3 separate regions of the Homo sapiens genome follow, and regions 1 and 2 are each linked to region 3. The links are chromatin loops, found by intact Hi-C in ENCODE. Cell type or tissue: A673. All regions are shown on one strand.

Region 1 (8,000 bases), 300 kb before region 3:
ATTTGTTTTCATTCATTGTATCTTCACAATATTTATACTTGTCACATTGCTTTCTAAGTGATATTTGAAAAGCGTGTTTACATGGTATTCTTGCAATTGTAAAATCCTCCCAGAAAAACTGAATCTTTTACATTATCATGCCTTATTTTCCCTCCCTTTAAACCAGTTCTATAAGCATTTAAAACCAGTGACCTTGATAGGGATTTAAAGTGATACCATCTCACACTAGTCAGAATGGCGATTATTAAAAAGTCCAGAAACAACAGATGCTGGTGAGGATGCAGAGAAAAAGGAACACTTTTACACTGTTAGTGGGAGTGTAAATTAGTTCAACAAATTAGTAAATTAGTTCAATTGAAATTAGTTCAATTGTGGAAGATAGTGTTGTGATTTCTCAAAGATCTAGAGGCAGAAATACCATTTAATCCAACAATCTCATTACTGGGTATATACCCAAAGGAATATAAATCATTCTATTACAGTCCGGGTGCAGCGACTCATGCCTGTAATCCCAGCACTTTGGGAGGCTGAGGTGGGCGGATCACTAGAGGTCAGGAGTTTGAGACCAGCCTGACCAACGAGTGAAACCCTATCTCTACTAAAAATACAAAAATTAGACAGGTGTGATGTCATGTGCCTTTAGTCCCAGCTACTCAGGAGGCTTAGGCATAAGAATCACTTGAACCTGGATGGCAGGGGCTGCAGTGAGTCGAGATCGCACCACTGCACTCCAGCCTGGGGTGACAGAGCAAGGCTCAGTCTCAAAAAATAAATAAATAAATAAACCACTCTATTATAAAGATATATGCACCTGCATGTTCATTGCAGCACTATTCACAATAGCAAAGACATGGAATCAACCCAAATGCCCATCAGTGATAGACTGGATAAAGAAAATATATACCATGGAATAGTATGCAGCCATACAAAGGAATGAGATCATTTCCTTTGCAAGGATATGGAGGGAGCTGGAATCCATTATCTTCAGCAAACTAACACAGAAACAGAAAACCAAACACTAGATGCTCTCACTTATAAGTGGGAGCTAAACAATGAGAACACATGGACACAGGGAGGGGAACAACAAAAACTGGGGCCTTTCATGTGGGGAGGTAGGGGGAGTGAGGCCATCAGGAAGACCAGCTAATGAACACTGAGCTTAATACCTAGGTGATGCAGAATTGGAAAAAACTACTTTAAAGTTCATTTGGAACCAAAAAAGAGCCTGCATTGCCAAGTCAATCCTAAGCCAAAAGAACAAAGCTGGAGGCATCACGCTACCTGACTTCAAACTATATTACAAGGCTACAGTAACCAAAACAGCATGGTACTGGTAACAAAACACAGATATAGACCAATGGAACAGAACAGAGCCCTCAGAAATAATACCACACATCTACAACTATCTGATCTTTGACAAACCTGACAAAAACAAGAAATGGGGAAAGGATTCCCTATTCAACAAATGGTGCTGGGAAAACTGGCTAGCCATATGTAGAAAGCTGAAACTAGATCCCTTCCTTACACCTTATACAAAAATTAATTCAAGATGGATTAAAGACTTAAATGTTAAACCTAAAACCATAAAAACCCCATAAGAAAACCTAGGCAATACCATTCAGGACATAGGCATGGGCAAGGACTTTATGTCTAAAACACCAAAAGCAATGGCAACAAAAGCCAAAATTGACAAATGGGATCTAATTAAACTAAAGAGCTTCTGCACAGCAAAAGAAACTACCATCAGAGTGAACAGGCAACCTACAGAATGGGAGAAAATGTTTGCAATCTACTCATCTGACAAAGGGCTAATATCCAGAATCTACAATGAACTAAAACAAATTTACAAGAAAAAAACAAACAACCCCATCAAAAAGTGGCTGAAGGATATGAACCAACACTTCTCAAAAGAAGACATTTATGCAGCCAACAGACACATGAAAAAATGCTCATCATCACTGGCCATCAGAGAAATGCAAATCAAAACCACAATGAGATACCATCTCACACCAGTTAGAATGGCGATCATTAAAAAGTCAGGAAACAACAGGTGCTGGAGAGGACGTGGAGAAATAGGAACACTTTTACACTGTTGGTGGGACTGTAAACTAGTTCAACCATTGTGCAAGACAGTGTGGCGATTCCTCAGGGATCTAGAACTAGAAATACCATTTGACCCAGCCATCCCATTACTGGGTATATACCCAAAGGATTATAAATCATGCTGCTATAAAGACACATGCACACGTATGTTTATTATGGCACTATTCACAATAGCAAAAACTTGGAACCAACCCAAATGTCTAACAATGATAGACTGGATTAAGAAAATGTGGCACATATACACCATGGAATACTATGCAGTGATAAAAAAGGATGAGTTCATGTCCTTTGTAGGGACATGGATGAAGCTGGAAACCATCATTCTCAGCAAACTATCGCAAGGACAAAAAAACACCGCATGTTCTCACTCATAGGTGGGAATTGAACAATGAGAACACTTGGACACAGAAAGGGGAACATCACACACCAGGGCCTGTCATGGCATGGGGGGAGTGGGGAGGGATAGCATTAGGAGATATACCTAATGTAAATGATGAGTTAATGGGTGCAGCACACCAACATGGCACATGTATACATACGTTAACAAAACTGCAGGTTGTGCACATGTACCCTAGAACTTAAAGTGTAATAAAAATATATATATATAAAAACTACCTAGGTGATGGGTTGATGTGTGCAGCAAACCATCATGGCACATGTTTACCTGTGTAACAAACCTGCACATCCTGCACAAGTACCGTGGAACTTAAAAGTTGAAGGAAAAATAAATAAATAAATAAATCTAGTATTGATTTGGGTTATTTCAGTTTGTGTTCTCCAAATAATATTTGTTCAAAATAAAGTAATTTAGAAAATGCTCTAAAATGTGAAAGACTTACAAGAATGTGAATGTAAGACAATATCCTTTAATTTTGAGGAATACTTTTGGACAAAGTATTAAGAGTCTATTATGTGCTTGGCATCATACTAAATAATAAGAGAAATATAATACAAAGAGGCAGAAAGAGATCAGAAAGCTGGAGATGTGGGTACCTCACTGGTATCTCACACACTGTGGTGTGCATGCCATTTTGACTCAGAAGGCAGTGGTTGGCTTTTCTCAGAGGGTGATATCATGCTGATTGCTAAATGAAGAAGAAAGTAAACAATGTGAAATTTTAGGGGTAGGACATGAGGAGGCAAGGTGTGAATCATACCAGGCCAAAATGGCCATAACATGGGGTCTAGATTTATGTGTACTAGGAAGCAGTCCTTGGGGTATTTTTTGTAGGGATGTAGTATGAACTGATTCATATTTTTCACATTGCTCCCTATCTTGTACATAGAAAATAATAGTGTCTTGGTGGCAGAGTGGAAGGAGAGATTTAATAGGAGGCGAGGGTTTAGTGTAAGTGGGAGCTGAGAGAAGGAGGCTTGGATCAGTAGAGGAGATGAAGAGAAATGGACAGAATTCCATAAAGAAATTCTAAAGACAGGCTGGGCGCAGTGGCTCACACCTGTAATCCCAGCACTTTGGGAGGCTGAGGCGGGCAGATCACCTGAGGTCAAGAGTTGGAGACCAGCCTGGCTAACATGGTGAAACCCCATCTCTACTAAAATACAAAAATTAGCTGAGCATGGTGGTGCACACCTGTACTCCCAGCTACTCAGGAGGCTGAGGCAGGAAAATCGCTTGAACCCAGGAGGCAGAGGTTGTGGTGAGCCAAGAACATGCCACTGCACTCCAGCCTGGGCGACAGAGCAAGACTCTATCTCAAAAAAAAAAAAAAAAAAGAAAGAAAGAAAGAAAGAAAAAAGAAAAAGAAATTCCAAAGACATAACGGACTGGGAAAATATTTGAACCTCATATTGCTTTTCTACAGATCAGTAAGAAAAAGACTGGTAACTGAAAGTAAAATGAACAAGGAATGTTAACAGGCAGTTTGCAGAAAAGGAAATAAAAAATGCTAAATATATGTTAAGCTGTTCGATTTCACTCTTAATAAGATAAATGAAAATGAAAATTACACTGAAATGTATATTTACTAAAGATTAGCAAAAAGAAGAGAGCTTAATAGAATATAAACTTGGGGAGGGTAGAAAGAAATATTCTCATACATTTCTGGGGTGAATGTAAATTAGTATACTGTCTGTGATGGACAATTTGCAGGTATCTATCAAAATCACACAAGCACTTATTCTTAGACCCAGAAGATTCTCCTCATTGTAATTTATCCTAGAGATAAACCTTTATTCTACATCCTATAACAGAGGCTGTCAGTGCTCTGCTCATGTTCATCAGATCTGCAGCCTTCTACCAATGACTCTCAGAAGCTGGTGTGTATTCACTTCAGCTACCTCACTCTTGAGGTTAAATAACTGTGAGGAGTGTGTTTTTCTCCTTTCTCAGATTTCCTCATTTGAGCTTCCCATAAGGTTAAACTCCAGTTGCCCATGGCAGTACCTTGGCTCGATACTGCATTGGATGACTGCCTTCTTTTCCCTGGATCACTTCCCTCTTCCTTTACTGGTTTTCCCAGTACTTCTGAATAAATTACTTACAATCAAGATTTGTTTCTGGAGAAATTCAACTAAGACAATCAATCCAAGCCTTTTCTCTGAATGTTCTTTCTACTTTTAGATTCCTAACAGGGGTGCTACTGGCATTTGGGTAGCATATGTCCATGTCATATAATCTTGCCATTACCTTTCAGGATGTTTAGCATGTCTCTTCTTTGGACACAGAATTCCACTAGTTACTGTGACAGCCAAAAACTTAATACATGCATTTCCATATTTCCACGTGTCTTTCTCTCTCCCCTGGAAACACAGCTTTTCCTGTAGCCCTCTCAAGTAGAGCCAATATCTTCTCTCAGATGCCACATACCACTAGGCCAGTGGGGGGCTCCTTACTGCTTCCAGATCATTTTCTCTTCTTCCCCTAAAACCCCAGCTTTTAATATCATATTTTCCCACCATATTGCTATGATTCACTGTATTTCCCTTGACCACTCCTCCTTATTCCTTAAAGATTTAGCCTTTAGCTGATTGACATTTTATCAAACACTATTCCTATAATAGTTCTTGGTGATTGTAATATTCACGTGGATGATCCTTTCAACTCCATGGCCTCTCAGTTCCTTGACTTTCTCTCTTCTCTTCTTCAATGATCTTATCTGTCCTTCATAAGAGAACCTCCAGAATCTCCTACCAAATACCTACCTGTATCTCTGCATCTGTGCCCACCTACTGCCTTCTTTTCTGTTACTATAAATGAACACCCTGTGCCTATCCAGACCAACATGTCTTCTAGTTCTAATCCTATACTTTCCTCCCCACTGAAGGATATAATTCTAGCAATTCATCTTGCTCTACCTGCGTCCCAAATTTTTCCCTCTTCATAGCAGTCAAATATGCTGCAATTCTGCCTATCTGAAAATGATAATATGCTCAACTGGTTTTTATTCTACTTCACTGGCTACTTTACCACAACCTACTTTGCTAGTTTTGCCTTGTCTCTTTGATTCTAACTATTGGAGGGCCCCCAGGGCTAAGCCCATGAACTTTTCTCTATCTATGCTGCTTACATTATGATTTTGTTAATTTCTGTGGCTTTCAATATCACATATAAAATGAAAATTCCAGAATTTATTTATCCAGTTTGATCTCACCTCTAAATTCCAGACTTATATATCCACTATCCTTTTTGATAGCTCTATCTGGTACCTGATAAATAGTTCCAACTGGAAATTTTAAAAACCAAATTTATATCCTCCTATCCAAACATGCTCACTCAATAATCTTCTACTTAGGAAATGGCATACTCATCATTCCATTTGCTCAGACCAAAGTCCTGGCATCATTTAATTTCTCTTTCACACTCTACATCCTTACTTTATCAGCAAATCTTTTTGGCTCTATTTATATTAAAAGTATAAATAGAACTCAGTCACCACTTGCACCTCCATTGCCCCCAACTTTCTAGTCCGAACCATAATCCTTCTTTAAAATTTCAATAGCCTCCTGATTGGGTTCCCTATTTTCATTTTCCCCCACAGTCTAATTTCACTACAGAAGTCAGAGTGATCCTTTTAAGACTTAAATCAGATCATGTTATTACTTTGGTCAAAACTCTGTATCTTATTCGGAATAAAGGTGAATGTTCATGTAACAGTTCACAAGACCAGATAGAATCTAATCCCTCAGGCACCATTCCAGTCTCCTCTTTAACCTCTGAATAAATAACTGGAGAATGGAGATAGGTTCCACATAGATTTTTGGAGGCAGAACTATTAAGACCTGCCAGTGGATTTGATGTGGTAGGATTAGGGAAAGAGAGCAATAAAACATGGTAAACAACTCCCTAGTTTTTGGCCTGAGCACCTGGATATATGATTGTGTGTTAACTCTCATGGGAAAGACTAGGGCAGGAGTAGGTATGGGCCTACCTAATGCGTATTTGTAGGATGTGGTTACAGCAAGTAGATCCGAATTCTGTCATATACATGTTAGGCTTTAGGTACCTACTGGACATTTAAGTGAAGATTATGAGTATGCAGCTATAAAGTCTGGTAAGAGAAAACTAGGTGAGTGTATTTCATGAAATCTATAGAAGATGCTGCTGTTACTAAAAGGATGCAATGTTGAGAGATTTTGATGCTGCTGAGAGATTTAGGAAAAACTGAACAGAGGCTGACAATGAATTAGATACATTCAGGTCATTGGTAACCTTGTGTAACCTTATTAGTGGAAAGATGGGATGGGTTAGGGACAGAATAGAAGGAGTGAAATGGAAGATAGTTTATACAACTAACATGGTAGTAGAAAGATAAATTGATTCTGATTGCATCTATTTTTAACCATCATTGTTGTGATATAATTAACATACCATAAATTTACCCATGTAAAGTATACAATTCAGTGGTATTCAGTGTATTCAAAAGATTGTACAACCATCACTACCATCTAATTCCAGAACATTTTCAATACTTCCCAAAGAAACCTCACCTTTATTAGCAGTCACTTTCCAATCTCCCAATCCCTGCCAATCACTATCTTCTTTCTGTCTCTATGAATTTGCCTACTCTGGACATTTCATGCAAGTGAAGTCATACAATACATGGGCCTTTGTGTCTGGTTCTTTCGCTTAGCAGTTTGCAAGGTTGCAGTGTCTGTCCATGCTTTATTCCTTTCTATGACTAAATATATTCAATTATTTTATGGATATACCATATTTTATCTGTTTATCAGATGATAGACATTTGGGTTGTTTCTACCTTTCGGCTGTTAAAGATAAGGCTGCTATAAGCATTCATGTATGAGTTTTTGTGCGAAAATATTTTCATTTCTCTTGGGTACGTCCTAGGAGTAGAATTGCTATGTCATGTAGTAACTATATGTTTAGCAATTTGAGGAACTGCCAGACTTTTCTAAAGTGGCTGCACCATTTTATATTCCCACCAGAAATTCCAACCAGATTTGGGTCTTTTAAAAATATATTCCATCTCTACTTAGCTTTCTGAACATTTGGAACATAGTCACAATAATTGTTTTAGTGTCTCTCTCTGCTAATTATATCATCTGTGCCAATTTTGGGTCTGTTTTGATTGACTGGTTGCTCTCCCCATTATGAGATATGTTTTTCTTTTTCTTTGCATGCCCGGTAATCTTTGATTGCATGCATACTTTGTGAATTTGTTGGGTGCTGGATACTTTTGAACTCTCATAAATCTTCTTGAGTTTTGTTCAGGTATGATGTTAAGTTACTTGGAAACAGTTTGATCTTTTCAGATGTTGCTTTTATGATTTGTTTGGCAGGTTGAGAGCAGTTCTCAGGCTAGGGCTAATTATTTCCCACCACTGAGGCAAGACCTTCTTGAGTACTTTATCCAGTGTCTATGAATTATGAGTTTTTCCAATCTGGCCGGTAGTGGGAACAGACACTACTTCTGGTCCTA
Region 2 (8,000 bases), 920 kb before region 3:
TGGTGGTAAGAGAATATTTCTGAAAGAGCTACCAGCAAGAGTGAAATCTCTAATGTGCAGTCGTGTGGGGAAACTGGCTTATTTCCCAAAAGCTCATTGTTAAATTATCAGAAATTGTTTGAGCCAGTTGCTAAATATGGTCATTATTAAACATCATATTACATGCACTTAAAATTAAATAAAATGCATTAGAAAAAAAGATATTCATTACTTGTTAATCATTTTACTACATTTTATTATTGATGATCTTGAAGTTATTTACTCCTATTCTTTCTATATTGTGAATACAATATAATGATGTACTTCTGTGCATTTCTTCCCAATTCTGTATTCAAAGATGTCATAATGATCATTTGAAATCTCCAAGGGTGGAAGTACTTACATCACAGAAGTTGGCAAACACTACAAATCAGGGCTTTCTTTCATGTTTTATTGATTATCTAGACACAAGAAAGAGATAGAATGTTAGTAATGCATATTGAACTTAAAAGTGTGCTGTATCCTATTATTTCAAGATCTTAGTCAACTTCATATATAAAACATGCCGTGCTTCTGGGTTAACTTTTCTAGGAAATTGCTGTGGTTTCTTCTTCTTTTGAATATGTGAGTGTCTTAGTCTGTTTTGTATTGCTGTAAAAGAATACCCAAGACTGAATAACTTATTAATTAAAGAGTTTTATTTAGCTCTTGTTTCTGCAGGCTGGAAAAGAAGCATGACACCAGCATCTGCTTTTAGTGAGAGCCTCAGACTGCTTTCAATCATGACGGAAGGCAAAAAGGAGCCAGTGTGAACAGAGATCACATGCTGAGAGAAGATGCAAAAGAAAGAGGAGGGAGGTACCAGACTCTTTTTAACAACCAGCTCTCACAGAAACTAATAGAGTGAGAACTCACTCATTCCTGTAAGGGTTGCACCAAACCTTTCATGACTAGGCCCCACATCCAACATTCAGGACAAAATTTCAACATGAGCTTTGTGAGGGACAGACGTTCAAACTGTAGTTGTGAGTCTCGCCTGACTAAGGAGTTTTACCTATACACTGAAGGAAAATCAGAGAGGCTAAATAGATATAAAATGCTTAACTTTAGGGTGAGAGGATGGAGACAAAACTATAAGCTGAGTGGAATGCACATGCCAGAAAGAGTAGAGTGCCAACATCTATCCTAGGAATCATAATTCCCAAACAGGTAATTTTATCTCTGTCAAAAAGAGCCCTGTTAATTTTTCCTGGGAATAAATGCTGCATTACAAGCATTTGGAAAGGGGATGTGGAGAGAAAACTGGGATATTTGACCTATAGGTAGACTTTTAATTAATTACCCTGCTTTGATTTCCCTTTGATACGGCTGAGCTGTGTCTCCACCCAAATCTCTTCTCAATTGTAATCTCTATAATCTCCATGCATTGAGGGAGTGATCAGGTGGGAAGTGATTGGATCATGGGGTGGTTTCCCTCATGCTGTTCTTATGATAGTGAATGAGTTCTCATGAGATCTAATGGTTTTATAAGGCAGTTTTCCCTGCTCTTGCTAGCTCCCTCTTTCCTGCTACCATGTGAGGGTCTTTGCTTTCCCTTTGCCTTCTGCCATGATTGTAAGTTTCCTGAGGCCTCCCCAGCCACGTGGAACTGTGAGTCAATTAAACCTCTCTATGTAAGAAAGGGTGCCCATATAAGCCTACACCAAATGGTTAATAGGAGTTCTTTCTGTGCAATAGTACTAAGTAACCTAACTTTTTTTTCTTTTCTATATTTCCCGATTTTGCAAATAAACATATTTACTTGCTTAATACAGTTGTTTTTAAGGACATGTTACTTTCTGATTTTAAGTTTGCAACTGGTAACATTACTGCTGTCTTCACCAGTTGTCTAGAACTGGCTGATTGGTTATTTTTAACAATGACATTAACCAATACTGTCTCAGAAGATTAATTTGTCTTTCAAAGTTGGGGTAATTTTTCTTTGTTCATGTTACTTTAGCTGCAGTCAATGAAAGGGAGTTTTTACAAAGATAATCAGAGCATAGATAAGCTTTCACAGGATATTCTTATTTTCTGCTTTCGGTTTTTTCCTCAATAGTACCTTAAATGGCAGCATACAGATGAATGAAGATCTGTTAATGTCAGCATTGATTTTATAATCCCTCAGCAGAAACTCAAATGGGATCTGATGTCTGCCATGACTTTTTTATTCTTATGGAATAAGTATGGTTTAAGAAACTATGGCTTCATTGTTTGTAAGGCAAATATTTCCAACTTTGCTGTATTCCTTGACAATCTGCCTTAAGCAAGAATATATGACTTACTCTTTGCCTAAAAATTTTGTTTGATGGATTTTTTTGATGTAGGTATATATACATATATATTTATAAAATGTAAATTAACAAATATTTCTTTATATCCCAAATAATTAAAAATACATTGTCATAGACACCATTATTCTGCAATTCCTTCTGGGGGAGATAAGAGGACTTAGGACATCAGTCTCACTTCTTTGGAGGAACGATAACCTGGTTATACCAATAGCTTGGCTATAGGGTGTAAGAAAGTAATGCGTTCCTCACTAGGAAATATATAACTGCCTTTGTGACATTGCAATTAAGTCTCAAGTTGGAGACATCTGATTGTGTGGGGTGTGAGAGTGAGGAGAGATGTCTTTTCTAGTTTCTTCATAACATTTGGCATTCAGGGCTCTCAACTTACAACAATTTATTGATGTCCATATGTATTGTTAGATAAATTTGGGTGTATGGGAGTAACAGTCTCAGTCTCAAAGTGAATCATGTTGAAGCAAAATACTAAATGAATGTATTTTGAACTATCTATCAAATAGATAATATGTTCTCCTTAGATTCGTTCAAAAGTCATTCTTTAAATATGTATTCAGTGAGGTTGTCAGTCCCACACATCTGTGGCCAGTGAAGAGCAAGAAAAGCATGAAAAGGCTGCCAGAGTCCATAGCATATCACTTGCATGACAATAGAGCTGCTGCTAGCGAGACAGATATTGGGGGAAATTCAATAACCTAGGGTTGAGGGCAAAATTGCATCAGCCAAAATCATGCTTAAAACTTAAAAGAGGTTACAGAGCATTGGATGGGGAGAGAGAATGCAAAGCCAAATTCTCGGTGAAAGGCATAGAGGCATAGGGATTATAAGAAAGACTTTGTGAAAATCATTCTGGTAGAATTTGTGTCCCTATTTCAAGCTCAAACTGATAAGTATACTTGACCTCCATATTCTAACCTAGTCACATCAGTCAATTGAGCCATTGTTGAGAAGACTTAAATGATTACTTCATGGAGAACTCTCTGGAGCAGTGGACTGGCAAGGAAATATGTGTAAATAAAATAGTTAATCAATCCTAAAGTATTAATATTTTATGTTAAATTTGCAATCTGTGTATTTTATTTAAATACTGGTAATAATAAAAAGAATTTGATATATTAGCTTTGTTGTTTTTAGCTGTGAGTAAATAGGATGTTTTTGTAAATTGAACTGTAATATTTATGGGAACTCAGTTCCTGGCTTATGTCAATTTATTTATTAGATTAATAACATTTCATATCATGTTTAAATATATGTATATTTAATTTATAAAATTTAGTTTAGTGTGTTTAAGAGAATGTACTTCACTAAGTTTGTAAGCAGGAACTACTGGTTAGGAAACATTAACTGCTTAACTTGGGTTAACCATTAATTTTAAATAAGATGAAATAAACTACTCTCATTTTTATCTAAATATTACTTATAAGTTAATAAAACATAGATGAACTAAAAGGTCTAAGGAAAATTAATCCTTTAGTAAAACTGACTATTAATTTGAAACTCTCAAATATTAAAACTCATGTCAGCATGCCACAATTGATAACATAAATTGTATATAATACAGTTGATAATGGAATTCTATTCCTCATCAAGTGTCAGAGAAGTTGATAGTTCTAGGTATTTATGGAGGTGGGAAAGAGTGGACAGAGAGTCCAAAGAAATGAGGTCCGATAGGGAAACATTGAGGGTCAAGGTCTACCCATCCACAAGACCTCAAATCATCCCCCTTAGGATTTAACTCAAAATGGGCAACAGCCACCAGGTGGTGCCAAACTACAGCCCAAACCAGTTATGGATTTAGCTCATACAGACAAACCACTGGGCCTCATTCTGACTAAATACATGGAGTTGAACCAATTAATTCCTTAACCTTACATTAATTGAATTGCACGTTTTCATAAAATTCAGTTTCTGCCTTTCAATCACAGTGTAATGTTGGGATTTTTACTGTGACTATAGTTATTTTTGATTCTCAAGGTTTCACCTAACACATTTTAAAAAATTGCATTCATAGACATAGCAGCCTTATAGAAGATGGAAATTGTACAATGCTCCCAGCTCTTCTGTGTCTGAAGTTATCTGAACTCAGTACAATTTATCTGGTGTTATTAATAATGTTAACTTGGTCTGCATAATCAATGGCACCTAGAGAATATTCCACAAAAGTATTCTGTAATCTGTTTATAAAGTTAGTAAAATAATTTGTTAATACTTTATCCCAAATATTAAATATACTATACATCACTTGTTACATATTTACATGAAGATAAATATGTTTAACAAATGATGTATGATATTTACAAGTAACTAATGAAATTGAAACTCTAATTGATATTCAATGTCAGTCCATTTATAGTGTAGTGACAATGATGATGAGAGTAAATAGGCAAAAGTCTTTATAGCCTTCCTCCTCTTGGACATCAGGCTTTGTCATATGTTAACGTAAGAGCAAATGAGTTGTCTCCTGGAAGTAAAGGTGATACGCAAATTGTAAAAAGTTCTTTTATCTCCATGTGGTTATTCAATGTTGAGATCTGTGTATGTCTATGTACTCTAAATATACATAATGAACTTAATTTTTATGTTTTGATATTATCTTTATTTTACTAATTGTTTCATGCTAATCCGTGAATTACAGAAACACTTTCTTATGTGCCATGAAATTCCTACAAATGTGTGTATCTGTGCTATATCTATCTATGAGAAAGGTTTACCATGAATTACAGAGACACTTTCTTGTATGCCATGAAATGCCTGCAAATGTGTGTATGTGTGCTATATCTGTCTATGAGAAAGGTTTATCACCTAGGCTGAACACTTGGGTTTCTCCCCTGGGTTTGTTTTCTATCTCTTTTTAAAGATGACTGGTCTTCAAAAGAATCTCTTACTCTTGGGGCTGAGACTAATCTAACTGACTGAACTAAAACTTCACTATAAAGAGATTTTATGTTCTTTGCATGCTAATTACAGTAGCGCTGTGAAAAACCACCCTGAAAATAGGTCCAACACAAGCATGAAGCTATGAAATACATGCCAATTTATGTGAGCCTGTACAATACTAGCTCATCTGACCACCCAACACTCTCTAAAAGGATCCCTTAATGTATTAGAATATAGACTGGCTCACAATTAAAACTTACCATTTCTTTAAAAAAAAATTTTTTTAAATTTTTTTGGCCTAATTGTATTTTTTTAATTGACGAATAATAATTGCCATATTCATACATATTCATGGGGTACATAGTAATGTTTGGATACCTATAATATATAGTGATTAGATGAGGGTAATTAGCATATCTGTTATCTCAAAGCTTTATCATTTATTTGTGTTGGGAACGTTCAATATCCTCCTCCTAGCTATTTGAAACTATATCATACATTATGGTTAACTATAGTGATCCTAAAATGGTATGGATTTCATTATGGGATATCAATTTAGTTGGTGGCAGCCTACCAGGTACATAGGCCAGATGGGAGACAATCTTTTAATCAATTATATGACCCAGAGAGCAGACTATGATCATTGAAACAAATTTATAAAATAAGCATAGACCTGACCTTGGAGGCCCTTGTTTGAACATATCTTTACAATTGTTTCAATGGCATGCCTCCAAAAAATTCAGCAATACCCCATTGGTTTTCTTCCCAAGATGCTAAGAGCAGTAAGCAGTTAGTATTTAAGATAACTTATAGGATCATGAAGAAGCTTCATTGAATTTTAATGACAAAATTTGAGTTGAGGGGAAGCATATTTTAAATTGCTTGCATTTCTTTCTATGGGACAGTAATTCAAACTATTATTTTTATAAATATATAAGGCTAAAATGTTAACATCAAGTATGTTAGCAAAATGAGTCAAATTTCAGAGTTATGAAAGCAATATCAGCCAAGCAGAAAGTAAAAGTATTCCTACTCAAGGCGTATAAATTTCTATATTAGAAAGTAGGCCCCTGACGTTTTTGAGGGGTGGTCCATTTGTCAAGTTGTAAGTAGTCAATAACTGTTCATCTCCTGAAGACATAGAGAATACCTAATGTCTAAATTATATCCCAAGTACCTAATATTGTGCTAAGACCTTTTAGATCTTCAATAAAATCTAGTGATTGACAAAGAAAATACATCATACTTTTCACAGCCTCCGTATCAAGAGCTTTTAGTTTGGTAGGTTTATTTGGCTTCCTTACTGTCAAGTTTGCATGTCACAAAATGGGATAAGAGGAACAGGTCTCTTTTGATCTTTAAAACTATACGGATTTGACCCACCAATTCCAAGTCCAATAAATAATCAATTAACAGCCACTTTGTGGATATATAAGTATACATAAGTGTATGTTTTCTATAGCCATAGAAAGTCTCACTGAGAAAGTGATGTTTGATTAAAGACCTGGAGGGGAGAAATTACGTAAATATGTAGATAATGTCATAAATTCAACCAGTATATGTGGTAGAAATATAACCAATTATAATACCCTGTCTGTTCAGTAAAGAGAGATTACAAATTCAAACTATCATTCCTCTGAATTGGCAGTCTATAGAGTCTTTTTAACAGGTAGTTACTGTGTGGCTTTTTGTTCAAAAAAGATTGAGAATCAACAGTTATGGTAGGCACCGTGGGTTTGCAAATCCAAAATTTATTCTCAATTCTTCTCTCTTTTGCTCACCTCTGCATTTAGATGCTAGAAAAATCTCAATACCTTTCTGCCTGCTATGTAGCCATACAGGACAGTGGGAAGTTAAAATAGAAAAACGTTTGATTTCTTGAAAGACAACAGGCTCAGTGTCTTGGTCCCCTGTCCTTTTGCTATGGCTTTGAATGCAAATAACATAACTGGACATGGGTAGATATCCTGGACCACAGGGTAGCGAGGATGAAGGAAAGGCCCAAAGAATCTCAGAGACATTAACCCTACAATCAAGCTGTTAAACCAACACTAAAGCTGCTTTACTCAAGACTTAAAAAAAAATTTGAGAAAAATACACCCTGATTCATTTGAACTTCTGTAACTCAAGTTTTCATTTACTTGTGGCTAAAATCTTTTCTAATGTTTACAGACAGAAAGAGCTAAACCCATGCAATTGTGAGATTAAGCAAAAGCCCATTCCTGTGCCTAAGACTAACAAACCCTCCATGCGTTCTTGAACTCATTCACCTCTTTGTTTTTTTGTGACTTATCTCACAGATAATGAGACCTTAATAACAAATAAGTGTAAAAAAATTTTCACATTGAAATGTTACAAACATTTGATGTAATAAAACCTTGTTGGCGTGATAAACACATCACATTCATTATCTCTTATTTAGTAACTGTTTTTGATTAAAAACACTCTAGAGATAATTTTGATTTCACAAAGGAAGAAGAAAGTTAGATACAAATTCAGGAACATATAATCAAATTCTGATACTAGGACTAGAAGACTTGACTTGATATAAGCTGTTCTTTTAGTCACGAGAAAGGAGTTCTATGTTTTGAGAAAATGATATTGATCAAAGTCCAATGACACCAAATAAATATATCATTATGGAATAAGAATGCCATTTCTATACGGATTTGGTCTTTTGTTGACAACAGGAGTGTAAATTGTCATTCAACTGCAAAGTGTTATTTAGTAGCTCATGCTTAAAGAAAACAAATCATAACCACAGGTTATTTGCTGACTCTTACTGGGAAAAATAAT
Region 3 (8,000 bases):
CACCGCTTTTTCTCTTTTCCAGTCTATTTAACAACTAGAGAATCAGATCAGTGCTTTCTCATTTTGAAAGGTAGTCTTCACAGTGTGAGGGGAAAAAGAGTGGTTTTTTTTTTCTCATACAAACCCGTAGTAGAAAGTGGGACCTACCAAATTTTACTGCTACGTGATCCAGTTGTAGTCTTTTAAAAGCAAAGAACATATCTAGGGTTATGTTCAATGCTTTGAGATCAAATTTGTCAACTTATGGCTCATCCAGACCATTAGTTTTTTCCAGTGCTTTCCCTGTACTTAACTTTCTCATCCCGTACTGTTCATTAGTATCATTACCAGAAAGTGGAGAAGGAAATAGTATGCATTTCAGAGTTTCAAGTGAATATTAGATAGTGTTCAACTTACTCACTTTACAGTTAAGAAAACAGGCCTGAAAAGTTCTGTGACTTGCATCAAGTCACCTAGAGATGCTTGGGCGGATCCGTAAATTGATTCAAAGGCCTGAGATTCTCAGTGCACTGCCTGTTCCAGTTCATTACTCTGCCTCAGGTATTTTCCAATTGGCCAGCAGTTATAAAAGTTTTGATGTAGTCAACAAATGAACCTCTAGCTAATAATAAATGTGACAATGATCTATGAATGCTAAAAGCCTCAGGGTCTACCTTATAATCAGGAAAACAGGTTTGACTATAAGGAGCCTGAAGCATTGATCTGGCAGTAATTTTAAAAGGGTATGAGGGAAAGGGAATGATATGGCGTGAGGCTACTGTGCAGCCCTCAGACTCAGGATTCCAGAACATGGTAGCATTTACCCCAAGGATAGGGGAAATTCTCAGGAAGGCTTCCAGCTTCTCAGACCTCTGCAATAGGAAGCTGGTGGGGTTTTTGGTAACAATTCTTAACAACTGTTATAAAATCCCTTTGAGTGGCCACTCTTTCTTTAGTGATTGAGTCACTTATTTAAGGAAATGTGATGCTGTATTGTATTGAATCTCAACACCGATTGCATAATAGAATCACATGGAACTTCAAACATCACTGAGGGTGGGCTTGAACATTGATATTTTTCACCCAGGATATTTCAACATACAGCCATGGTTGGGCCCTACTACTCTACCAGGAACTTGTGTTTCTTTTCTCCACCCTCCCTCTATCCTTCCCTTCCTTCCTGCCTTTCTTCCATCCTCTACAGAATTATAGCCCTAATTGTTGGAATACGCTGAGGCTGTAACCAACTATCATTAGGACCTATTTACTTTCTTGATTCTGTAGGACCTTCTCAGGCAACAACTGGACATTTTCTTTGTAAATATTTAGCACGATTGGAGGATTTATGAAGTTTTATTGCATAAATTTATCATTTGTTCCAGGTTTAAACACAATTAACTGATCTGTAGTTAAAGTGCTTTTCTCCCAACCTTTGGTGGCTGCAATACTACCTCTTCATTATCTCTTCACTTGGATGCTGGAAGGAGGTAACAGGAGTGTGTTGGTAGTTGATGCAACTATCAGTAGTCAAGAGGAGAGGCTAGAGGGGAAGGGAGGCAGGCAGGATCCCAGCAGGCCCTGTGATGAAAGGGCACCTGGGTCAAGAGAACATCACTCAAGACTGACAAGGCAGCAAAGAGCTTCTTCCTGGGTGCCAATATTGCATCTCTACCAAATCAGAATGATTTGGTAAATGACTGATAAACCTGTCATTATCTTTCCATGGGTAGATAGAAATAAACCTGTCATTATTGTTCCATGTGTGTTCCCATGCATTGTCCACAGATGCATGATTATTTAACTGAATAATCACCTTGTCTACTTGTACATCAAACATGACAGCTTTCATTACAAAGGAATTATTTAACCTGCCTCAAATGTTGCTTCATATATGGAGCGAAAGCAGGGGAACAGAACCATGGAAGGTTAGAATTGGAACATCTTGTTTAACCTCCTCAGTTTGTAGATGAAGAAACTGAGGCCCAGAGAGAGAAAGTGATATCCCCAAAGTCACACAGCCAGATTGTGGCAGATCAAGATTAGGCCCCAGGATTAGTGCCTCTTTGGACTATGGTAAGCTCACTCTGTGGGGTAGCCCGGAGCTCTGAGGTGCCTATTTCCTGTACCAAGATGATTATGAAAGAACAATGAGGGGGACACATATTTACAAAATATCATCTTAGTTAACCAAATGCAAATTTCCCAATTTGAGAATACTTAAGAGTTCCTAAGAGGGGGAAGACAGAGACCTGGGATGAAAAGATATTGGAGTAAATGCCATTGCCCCTCGAACCCCCACAACTTCTTATCATGAATGAATAAAGCACTATTGGTTGCAAGTGCCCAAACACAGCTCAAACAAGTCAAACAACTACAACAGAGGAAATTTAATAGCCTATGTGAATAGGAAGTTCAGTGGCTGAAGGTAGTTTTAGGCAATTTAAACCAAATTTTAAAATTCTTGAGCAGGATACTGGGCCAGCCATTCTGAGTTTGTGTGTAATTCCCTTAAAGTGGGCTGGGTGTGGCAGCTGGAGAAGGCTTGATGTTAGACCCTGGAGAGCAGAGAACAAAAACCTAACTCCTAGAAACTAATTTGTATAAGAACCTGAACCTTCATCACCACTTGACATGGTCTTTCCTGGTTCAGGTGCCTATAGCTTTTCTTTGCTAGGTCTCTAACTGAATGACTCTCATCTTCTAACTTCTTATCCCACATTTCTGTACTTGCCTGGTTCCTTAACACTCATCACCTTATTAAATGTAGAGCCATACTTGCTGTAGAAGATGAACTGAAGTTGTAACATGTGGATGATGGTTCAAGTATCACATATGCAGCTCTCTTTACTATTCTTACCGCCAAAGGAACATGAAATTGCTCCCTATGCAACAAGGATGTCACCACTTGTCAAAACATAAGCAGCAGCTATGTTAAACCAGCAAGTTTAAAAACACCAAGGCACTATCCACCAGCTTTAGGTAATTATGATTTATTTTAGTTTGTTTGTTTATAGCCAGGTTCTTAGTAATTTTAACATTGCATTCTGAAATGCATGTGACTTTTTCACTGTGCCCTTTGGCAGGATCAATGAGTTCTGCACAGTGTTGCCTTTTGAGTCTTCTTCATTGTTTTTGTGAAATGCAATGGCACGGTGTTCTTCGTGGTCTCTCCGGACCTCAGCATTACTGTTCAAGTGCTGCTTTCATGTGTTATTTAAATCTGTGTCAAATGTGTGGTACCTTCCCACATGCAAACAGAAGTTCTGTTAGGAAACAAGTCAGCTAATTTTCCTACTCTGATAAAGTACAGGTTTACATTAAGAGGCTACTAGGATTTGGTTAAAAAAAAAATCCCAATTTCTAATCAGTGGGGACTTCTATTTTCTTCCTCAGCTGATCAAAAATGAACTTGTCTGGTATTTCCCTGGCAAAGTAATAATCACGCTGAGATTTTTTTCACTATATTTATTGGAATATCTTGGGTGCTATCTACTGGCCAAATGTGGCATTGCCTCATAAAAGGTGAACAGGCAAATTGCCATAGCTCTTTTAAAGATAATTTTGTGTGGGGGCTGAATATATGCCATAGGTTTTAGCACACTTGGGACCTGCCTTCTTGGACAATATCACTTCCAGACATCACTCATTGCCTTTGAGATTGGGGGATCACTTGATCAGAAGTCACACAAGTTGTAATATAAGTGAAATATAATGGGTAGGCAGGTTCCTGCTTGTCCTTCCTTGAAATGGTTGACTATAAATAGCTTAAATCTAATTTGCACTTTGCTGAGCAATGTGAATGGATAAAAATGTTACTAATTTCAAATGAGCTTCGCTATATAGATTCAATCAATAATCCTGTGTCTTCATGTGTACATAAAGGAAAATAAGAAGTTAAAAAGATTCTTTATAGTTATTTTGCACTTAATACTAGGTAGAATGTACATGCCAATTGATAGTATTGGTCAAAATACTTGAAAATAAACAGATAAACAATATTCAGCATAAGGTAAACTCATCCAATTTATGCTAACCAAATCATATTCTTTCCCCAGGAGTTTTTCTTTGTTAAGCATCTTGTAATTTACCCAGAAGAGTACATTATGCTTTAATCAGATTTGCAGAAAGGAACATATCAGGAGAAAACACGGAACAGTGAGACACTGAGAGACTATGCCAAGTGAGATGGGAGACACAGTCAAAGAGCAGAGGGATCTTACTTACTGTAGCAAAATGAGCAGTTGTCCCATTTAGGACAAATAGCTGTAAGGGAAAAGCCAAGGACATAAGATCAATATTGATCATTGAGAGGTAATGAAGAGAAAAGCCCAATATGTCAACATTAACTTAGGTGAAAATCTAGATTATAAGGCTGTACTTAACAGGAACTTAATGCAGGTGTATAGATTTAACAATATACCAGAAAATAAAATGCCCTATCTTAATTTCTAAAGTTATTAAAATGCAACTTATGCCTTTAACTCAATTATTCTAAATTGCTTATTCAGTCATTCGGTGTTATTTTTGCCAGGTCATACTTACTTCAGGTTGTATTCTATTTCAGATTGTAATTTTTGAAATTGAATATCCTGATTCTGGGACTGTATAATATATTTAACTTATTCAGTTTTCTGTATATTATTGAATAATGATAGATGTAAACATTTTGATTGAAATGAGAAAGACCATAAATTAAAATATTCAACTATCATTTTAAACCATTCTGTTTTGGCAGTGGAATATTTTTTAAAGTTATGTTTGTAGGTGGAAGTAGGAATTTTACTTACACTTATTTTCGTTTTTGTTTTAAATTTTTTTCTTCAACTTTTATTTTAAGTACAGAGGTACATGTGCAGGATGTGCAGGTTTGTTACATAGGTAAACCTGTGCCATGGTGGTTTGCTGCACCTATCAACCCATCACCTAGATATTAAGCCTAGCATCCATTGGCTACTCTTCCTGATACTCGCTCTCCCTCCACTCCCAGCCCGGGCAGGCCCCAGTGTGTGTTGTTCCCTTTCATGTATCCATGTGTTCTCATCATTCAGCTCTTACTTTTAAGTAGGAACACACAGTGTTTAGTTTTCTGTTCCTGCATTAGTTTTCTGAAGATAATGGCTTCCAGGTCCATCCATGCCCTTGCAAAGGATATGATCTTGTCCCTTATTATGGCTGAATAGTATACCATGGCGTATATGCACCGCATTTTCTTTATCCAGTCTACCATTGACGGGCATTTGTGTTGATTCCATGTCTTTGCTATTGTGAGTAGTGCTGCAGTGAACATATGTGTGCATGCATCTTTATAACAGAACAATTTATAATCCTTTGGGCACATAAAGAGTAATGGAATTGCTGGGTCAAATGATATTTCTGCCCCTACGTCTTTGAGAAATCACCATGCTGTCTTCCACAATGGTTGAACTAATTTAAACTCCCACCAAAAGTGTAAATGCATTCCTTTTTTTCCACAACCTTGCCAGCATCTGCTGTTTTTTTGACTTTGATAAAAGCCATCCTGACTGGTGTGAGATGGTGTCTTATTTTGGTTTTGATTTACATTTCTTTAATGAGCAGTGATGTTGAGGTTTTTTGTATATGTTTGTTGGCTGCATGTATGTCTTCTTTTGAGAAGTGTCTGTTCATGTCCTTTGCCCACTTTTTACTAGGCAATGTTTAATGTTTGTTTTCTTCTTGTAAATTTGTTTAAGTTCCTTGCAGACTCTGAATATTAGACCTTTGACAGATGAATAGATTGTAAAAATTTTCTCTCATTCTCTAGGTTGTCTGTTCACTCTGATAATAGTTTCTTTTGCTGTGCAGATGCTCTTTAGTTTAATTAGATCAATTTTTGCTTTTGTTGCAATTGCTTTTGGCATTTTCATCATGAAATTTTTGCCCATACCTAGTTCCTGAATGGTATTACCTAGATTTTCTTACAGGGTTTTTATAGATTTGGGTTTTAAATTTAAGTATTCCTTTTTTTCTTTTTTTGAGGTAGAGTCTCACTCTGTTGCCCAAGCTGGAGGGCAGTAGGGCAATATTGGCTCACTGCAACCTCTGCCTCCCAGGTTCAAGCGATTCTCCTGCCATAGCTCCCAAGTAGCTGGGATTACAGGTGTGTGCCACCATGCCCAGCTAATTTTTGTATTTTTAGTAGAGACAAGGTTTCACCATGTTGGCCAGGCTGATCTTGAACTCCTGACCTCAGGTGATTCACCTGCCTCGGCCTCCCAAAGTGCTGGGATTACAGATGTAAGGCACTATACCTGGCCTACATTTAAGTCTTTAATCCGTCTTGGTTAATTTTTGTATGTGGTGTAAGGAGAGCCCAGTTTCAATTTTCTACACATGGCTAGCCAGTTCTCCCAGCACCATTTGTTAAATAAGGAATCCTCTCCCCATGGTTTGTTTTTGTCAGATTTGCTGAAGATCAGAGGTTGTAGGTGTGTGGTCTTATTTCTGAGTTCTCTATTCTGTTCCATTGGTCTATGTGTCTTTTCTTGTAACAGTACCATGCTGTTTTGGTTACCATAGCGTTGTAGTATAGTTTGAAGTCAGGTAGCATGATGCTTCCAGCTTTGTTCTTTTTGCTTAGGGTTGTCTTGGCTATTCAAGTTCTTTTTTGGTTCCATATGAATTTTAAAATAGTTTTTTTTCTAATTCTGTGACAAACGTCAATGGAAGTTTAATGGGAATAGCATTAAATCTATAAATTACTTTGGGCAGTGTGCTCTTTTTTATGATATTGATTCTGTCTATCCGTGAGTATGGAATGTTTTCCCATTTGTGTCATCTCTGGTTTCTTTGAGCAGCAGTTTGTAGTTCTCCTTGAAGAGATGCTTCACTTCCCTTGTTAGCTGTATTCTTAGGTATTTTATTCTTTTTGTAGCAATTGCAAATGGGAGTTCATTCATGATTTGGCTCTCTGCTTGCCTGTTATTGGTGTACAGGAATGCTAGAGATTTTAGCACATTGATTTTCTATCCTGAGACTTTGCTGAAGTTGCTTATCAGTTTAAGAAGCTGATATGATGGGGTTTTCTAGATATAAGATTATGTCACCTGTAAACAGAGATAATTTGACTTCCTCTCTTCCTATTTGAGTACCTCTACTTCTTTCTCTTGCCAGAACTTCCAATACTGTGTTGAATAGGAGTGCTGAGAGATGTCACCCTAGTCTTCTGCCAGTTTTCAAAGGGAATGCTTCCAGCTTTTGCCCATTCAGTATGATATTGGTTGTGAGTTTGTCATATACACCTCTTATTATTTTGAGGTGTGTTCCTTCAGTTTATTGAGGAGTTTTTAACATGAAGGGATATTGAATTTTATCAAAGGCCTTTTCTGCATCTATTGAGGTAATCACGAGGTTTTTGCATTTAGTTCTGTTTATGTGATGAATCACATTTATTGATCTGCATATGTTGAACTAACCTTGCATCCTGGGGATGAAGCGAACTTGATTATGGTGGATAAGCTTTTTGATGTGTGGCTGGATTCAGTTGCCAATATTTTATTGAGGATTTTTGCATTGATGTTCATCAAGGATATTGGCCTGAAGTTTTCCTTTTTTGTTGTATCTCTGCCAGGTTTTTGGTATCAGGATGATACTGACCTCACAGAATTAGTTAGGGAGGAGTCCCTCCTTTTCAATTTTTCAGTAGAAATGTACCAGCTCTTCTTTTTACTTCTGGTAGAATTCAGCTGTGAATCCCTCTGGTGCTGGGTTTTTTGTTTTTTTTTTTTTGGTTGGTAGGCTATTTATTACTGCCTCAATTTCAGAACTCATTATTGGTTTATTCAGGGATTCAGTTTCTTCCTGAGTCAGTCTTGGGAGGGTGTATGTGTCCAGGAATTTGTCCATTTCTTCTAGATTTTCTAGAATTTGTGATAGAGGTGTCTATAGTATTCTCTGATGATTGCATTTCTGTGGGGTCAGTGGTGATATTCCCCCATATCATTCCTGAATGTGTTTATTTGATTCTTTTCTCTTCTTTATTAGTCTAGCTAGCAGTCTATCTA

What was found. A loop is a pair of places that touch in the nucleus more often than their neighbours do. Peaks named below come from ENCODE experiments on the same cell type or tissue, not always from the same donor. Only the 100,000 strongest peaks of a DNase experiment are listed, where the experiment ranks them.
Region 1: it touches region 3 in a loop (2.9-fold over the local background); 14 of 110 quality-filtered maps call a loop at or near these places.
Region 2: a loop joins it to region 3, with 3 times the contacts of the local background. A loop is called at or near these places in 14 of 110 quality-filtered maps.

What each region holds. Positions count from the first base shown.
Region 1 is chr2:138,482,058-138,490,057 of GRCh38, forward strand. No RefSeq gene overlaps it. Among named protein-coding and RNA genes, the nearest start is that of SPOPL-DT, 16 kb to the right of the region's middle. In A673, CTCF peaks have their summits at 4,941 (motif pointing right) and 5,143; no DNase peak of the experiment used is centred here.
Region 2 is chr2:137,862,060-137,870,059 of GRCh38, forward strand. No RefSeq gene overlaps it. Among named protein-coding and RNA genes, the nearest start is that of HNMT, 98 kb to the right of the region's middle. In A673, a CTCF peak has its summit at 4,084 (motif pointing right); a DNase peak (open chromatin) is centred at 4,092.
Region 3 is chr2:138,783,783-138,791,782 of GRCh38, forward strand. No RefSeq gene overlaps it. Among named protein-coding and RNA genes, the nearest start is that of NXPH2, 7.4 kb to the left of the region's middle. In A673, a CTCF peak has its summit at 3,498 (motif pointing left); a DNase peak (open chromatin) is centred at 3,479; H3K27me3 peaks cover 563 bases.